Regions from separate parts of the Mus musculus genome. Here region 2 is linked to region 1. Evidence: chromatin loops called from intact Hi-C (ENCODE). Cell type or tissue: heart. All regions are shown on one strand.

Region 1 (2,500 bases):
ACACAGAGAAACCCTGTATCAAAAAACTAAAACAACAACAATAAGAAAACACGAATGTTTAGTCTTAAGGGAAAACATATTCTTTACAATGTTACATACAGTTCAACTTGTAATTTAGGAGTAAGACTATATAGTCTTTTATAGCTGTTAAGAACATGCATGTCTGGTGTCTTACAACCATTGGTAACTCCAGCTTCTTGGATTTGACACTCTCTTGCGGGATCCTCGCGCACCTGCACACACGTGCACAAATACACTGACACTCATACACATAAACAAGAATAAATCTTTAAAAAAGGACTATAGTTTTAATGTAGGCACACAGCTCTAAATAGGAGAAAGTCTCATTAGCATTTATCGCTCAGCAACAACGAACTTTTTTTTATTAGGCTGCAGACATTTTAAGAGTGCGATTTTTGGTGGAGGGTGGAGCAAACTCATCCGCAAAGCTACAGAGTGGACGGGAAGTAGTGGTTTTTAGGTATGTGCAAACTTGTGACGTGCAGTAGTAGATGCTTAATAAAGTGTGGGCCGAGTCCTGGGTGACATGTTCCCAGACTTTAGAGGGCAGCGACAGGAGCATGCTACCAGAACATTGTTAAAAGAGCGTATTCAAGCGAGAGTGGGTTGGCTCGAGGTGCTAGGCGCCCACGCGAGGCCCGACCCACGGCCTGCAGCATCGCACACTTACCAGGCCAGGCCCAGGGTCATCGCCAGAGACAGCAGGCTGAGCCCAGTGCGGGGGTCCGCCCAGCCCGCGTCCCCCCGCGCCTCGGGGTTTTTCCTGCCATCACTCCGCTTCTCGGGCTCAGGAGCAGCCACTTTGGGCCCCGGCTTCTTTCGGCTCTTCACTTCGGACATGTCTGGATCCCTGAAGATCTTGAAGCCAGGATGGCTTTGGAGGGGGGCCGTGGGACGTGGCTGCAGAGCAGCTTCGGAAGGCCACGCCCACCAAGGCTGTGCCCCGCCCTCAAGCGGCTGGCCCCGCCTCTGGATTCCGCTACCCGACTGAGTCTGCGGGAGACCCAAGCTCGCGGGTGCGCGCAGGTTGCGGAGAGGCGCGTAGAGGGGGCGGGGCCGAGAGTGCCACGTCTAGCTGGGCGCGAGCCCGCGGCTTAGCCCCACCCCACCGCGCATGCGAGAACGCTCAACCAGGGCTTGCGGTCACGCGCCGGGCGGGGCGCGCGCGCGCGGCCGCGGCGGCGGGCCCTGGGCGAGTGAATTTGCGTGCCCGGGCGCGCGCTGTGTGGACTGGGCGGGCCCAGCGGTGTTTGAGTGCTCCGCGGTCCTGAGGCAGAGACCAGGAGGCAGCTAGAGGAGCAGACGTCTCACTCCGCTCGCGGAAGGGTGTGAGAGGGGTGTGTGGGGGTCGGCAGCGAGGGGTGTGTGCCATCAGCCACCGGCGACGATCTGAGACAGTCGCAGCGGCTTTCCGAGCGGCGTCCGCTTCCCGCCCGGGCAGCTCCCGCCAGAGGGGTGAAGCGGCGACTGGAGTGGCCGTGCTTTTGTGCCCTGGGTCCCGGTACCCTCCCCTGGTGCGGCCCGAGGCAAGCCCACCGAGGTGACCACCCCTCGACGCCGCTTGGAGATCCCGGGCATCCACCCTGCGCCCCGAGCAGCTGATACCCAGGGAGGTGTCAGGACCTGCCCGGGGCGCGGGGTCGCCGGAAGCCAGGCGGGAGCCCCGGCTGCTTTCTGGCAATCTAGTCTCATAAGTGACCCTCCCTGGGCTGCTTTCTTTCGATTATCATCAGTGACCCTCCCCCGGCTGCTCTTCCCAGCACAACTCCGGTGCAAAGGCTTGGGTAAGTTTACTGCCTCGGTCTCACCTCCCCAAGCTCCTCTGGGCAGGCTCTTTGCAAGTTCTGTTGTAGCTCCCAGGGACTGAAAGATCAGGGGACGCGGGATGTTTGGTAATCATCCTCCTGCTCTTGTACCAGGAAGAGAAATTATCTAAGGAGGAAGTAGACCACTATTACTGTTTTCCTGGATAGACTTAGCCTTTATATTGTGGTCTGTATCTCGGACCAGTTTTGGCTTTCTGTTTTGTTGTGGCCACAAAGAGGTTGTGGCCCTGGGAATTTGCCCATAGTATTCCAGTTTGTGTAAAGTTTGAAAAAAGTTGTTTAAAATTTATATAATTTATGGCTGGGCATGGTGGTGCACGCCTTTAATCCTAGCACTCGGGAGGCAGAGGCAGGTGGATTTCTGAGTTCGAGGCCAGTCTGGTCTACAAAGTGAGTTCCAGGACAGCCAGGGCTATACAGAGAAACCCTGTCTCGAAAAACCAAAAAAAAAAAAAAAAAAAAAAAAAAAAAAAAACCAAAACAAAAAAAATATTATATATATATATATAATTTATGTATATGAGTTCAGTAAGGCTAGAGAAAATTGGAACTTAGTTGTCAAAGTGTTTTTTGTTTTTGTTTTTTTTTTTTTTTTTGGAGACAGGGTTTCTCTGTGTAGCCCTGGCTGTTCTGGAACTCACTCTGTAGACCAG
Region 2 (2,500 bases), 59 kb before region 1:
CATGGGCTGTCGAATCCTGCCAACCATCTCTGCGGGAGTATTAATTTCCAAACCAAAACAACAATTCCACATTCTTAAAGCCAAAGTAGAAGGTCATAGGCGGCAGCAACAACTGTCTCTCAGCTTCAGGGGACCTGACACCCTTGCACAGGCAAGATGTTCAAGGCACAACATGCAGGCAAAACATCAATGCATATGAGACAAATCATTTAAAAAATTTTTTAAACTAGGGCTGGTGAGATGGCTCAGTGGGTTAGAGCACCCGACTGCTCTTCCGATGGTCCAGAGTTCAAATCCCAGCAACCACATGGTGGCTCACAACCATCCGTAACAAGATCTGACTCCCTCTTCTGGAGTGTCTGAAGACAGCTACAGTGTACTTACATATAATAAATAAATAAGTCTTTAAAAAAAAAAAAAATTTTTAAACTAAACAAAGAGCTGGGCACCAGGGTCAAGTTTCAGTAGTCTCACCTGTTCTTTGAACCCAGAGTTCAAGGTCACTCCGGGTAACAAAGATTTGTTGAATGTGACCTGAGACTACATCTTCCCAAAGAAAGTACACAAATACCCCTGAAGCATATGGGAAGATTCTCAACATCATTATTCATCCGTGGAAAAAGTGCCTCGTAATCTTAAAAAAATCAGAATTCCTAAGTACTGATTGGTTAGAGTGTCTACATCAGAATTTCAAAGTATTGCTGGCGCCAGTTGTGGTAGCACATGCTTCTAATTCCAGCACTTGCTCGGGAGGCAGAGGCAGGGGGATTTCTGTGAGTTCATGGCTGGCCTGATCTACATAAGTAAGTTCCAAGACAACCAGAGTGAGATCCTGTCTCAAAATAGACAAAATATAGAGCTAAGTGGCAGACACTTGTAATTCTGGCACTTGGGACGCTTAGGCAAGAGGGTTGTGAGTTGGGGCAACCCTAAGCTACAATATAGCAAGACGCCATCTCAAACAAATACACTGATCAGTCAAATATAGGAAAAATCACCAAAAATGTGATCTGAAGGGTTTTACCAGAAGGGTACACTAGGTGTCACTATATAACTCTGTGTAGTAGGCAATGTCTGGTTACTGTAGGGGAAGCCTTGTTAAATATGGCCTATCAGTTGTAAGAAGGAATTGAGTTCCTGTTAATTTTGTTTTTATTAAGTTCTAGGTCAAAAGTACTATTAAGAATGAGGCTTGCAGTCTCAGCTCTTGGGAGGCTAAGGCAAACGGATCCTCAGCCTGGGCTCCATAGCAAGCCTCAGCCATGCTGGGCTGTGTAGCTGGGTTCTGTGTCAGAACCAGAACCAAACAACAGAGCCAAACTGATTAGGCTTTATTGGGTTTCTGCCATCTGAGTAAAGTTGGCGCACAGGTAGATTAGTATAAAAGTCAGTTGAGCCAGACAGTGATGGCGCTGGCCTCTAATCCCAACACCTGGGGAGCAGAGGCAGGTGGATCTCTTGAGTTCAAGGCCAGCCTGGTCTAGAGAGCTAGATCCAGGACAGGTCAGTTGATATTCAATAAACAACCTTTTATTACATCGTTTCTATTCATAATAATAAAAACTCTACAACACAGCTAGGCTTGGAGAGAGATGAGGAGGGACAGAACCAAAAGAGAAGACGCTGACTGGGAAGAGGAGGGGTGCTGCCCTGAGCTGCAGAGGAGTGGTCTGCTTAGGATAGACACCATTAGGGGACCCAAATGCCTGTGGCTTCCCTAGTGTTCCTGTGACAGTACACATGAAAACCTGGGAAACATTTGGCTTTGGTTTCACGTTTGCAACGGACAAGATATAAAATCATTATCAAATTTGCCCAGAGAGATGGCCAGCCCACCTGGTGCCGTGTGTGTGTGTGTGTGTGTGTGTGTGTGTGTGTATGTGTTGTTCCTCGCATGCACATGCATTGTGGGTTTTTTTTTCTTTTTTGTTTGTTTTTCCTTAAGACAGGGCTTCTCGGGCTGGTGAGATGGCTCAGCGGTTAAGAGCACCGACTGCTCTTCCAAAGGTCCTGAGTTCAAATCCCAGAAACCACATGGTGGCTTACAACCATCCATAATGAAATCTGATGCCCTCTTCTGGAGTGTCTGAAGACAGCTACAGTGTACTTACATATAATAATAAATAAATGAATAAATAAGTAAATACTTTAAAAAAAGAAAAAAGACAGGGCTTCTCTGTGTAGCCCTGGCTGTCCTGGAACTCTCTGTACACCAGGCTGGCCTCCAACTCATAGACATCGGCCTGCTTCTGCCTCCTGAGTGCTGGAATTAAAGGTGAGCACCATCACCTCCTGGCTAGTTCTTTCCTTTTCGAAAAGTATTATTGTGTGTGCAAAGGTTGCGTGTGTGTGGAGGGCAGAGGACAACTTTATTGAACTGGTTCTCTCTTCCTTGATGTGGGATCTGGATAGCAAGCTCTCCACCTTTATGTGGGTTCCACATAGCAAATTCAAACTTTCTGGCAAAATGTTTTTACCCCCTGAACCGTCTGCAGGAACC

The links. Hi-C counts contacts between places; a loop is a spot of excess contacts. Peaks named below come from ENCODE experiments on the same cell type or tissue, not always from the same donor. Only the 100,000 strongest peaks of a DNase experiment are listed, where the experiment ranks them.
Region 2: it touches region 1 in a loop (3-fold over the local background); 28 of 42 quality-filtered maps call a loop at or near these places.

The regions. Positions count from the first base shown.
Region 1 is chr10:91,081,488-91,083,987 of GRCm38, reverse strand. It overlaps Apaf1 (apoptotic peptidase activating factor 1), which reads left to right and starts at 1,245. Exons shown (of 27, transcript NM_009684.2): 1 at 1,245-1,805. Ikbip (IKBKB interacting protein) reads right to left here and starts at 949. Exons shown (of 3, transcript NM_026166.2): 1 at 692-949. The coding sequence starts at 861. In heart, no CTCF peak of the experiment used is centred here; a DNase peak (open chromatin) is centred at 1,037; H3K4me3 peaks cover 2,207 bases; H3K27ac peaks cover 1,988 bases.
Region 2 is chr10:91,140,289-91,142,788 of GRCm38, reverse strand. No RefSeq gene overlaps it. Among named protein-coding and RNA genes, the nearest start is that of Slc25a3, 18 kb to the right of the region's middle. In heart, a CTCF peak has its summit at 1,036 (motif pointing right); no DNase peak of the experiment used is centred here.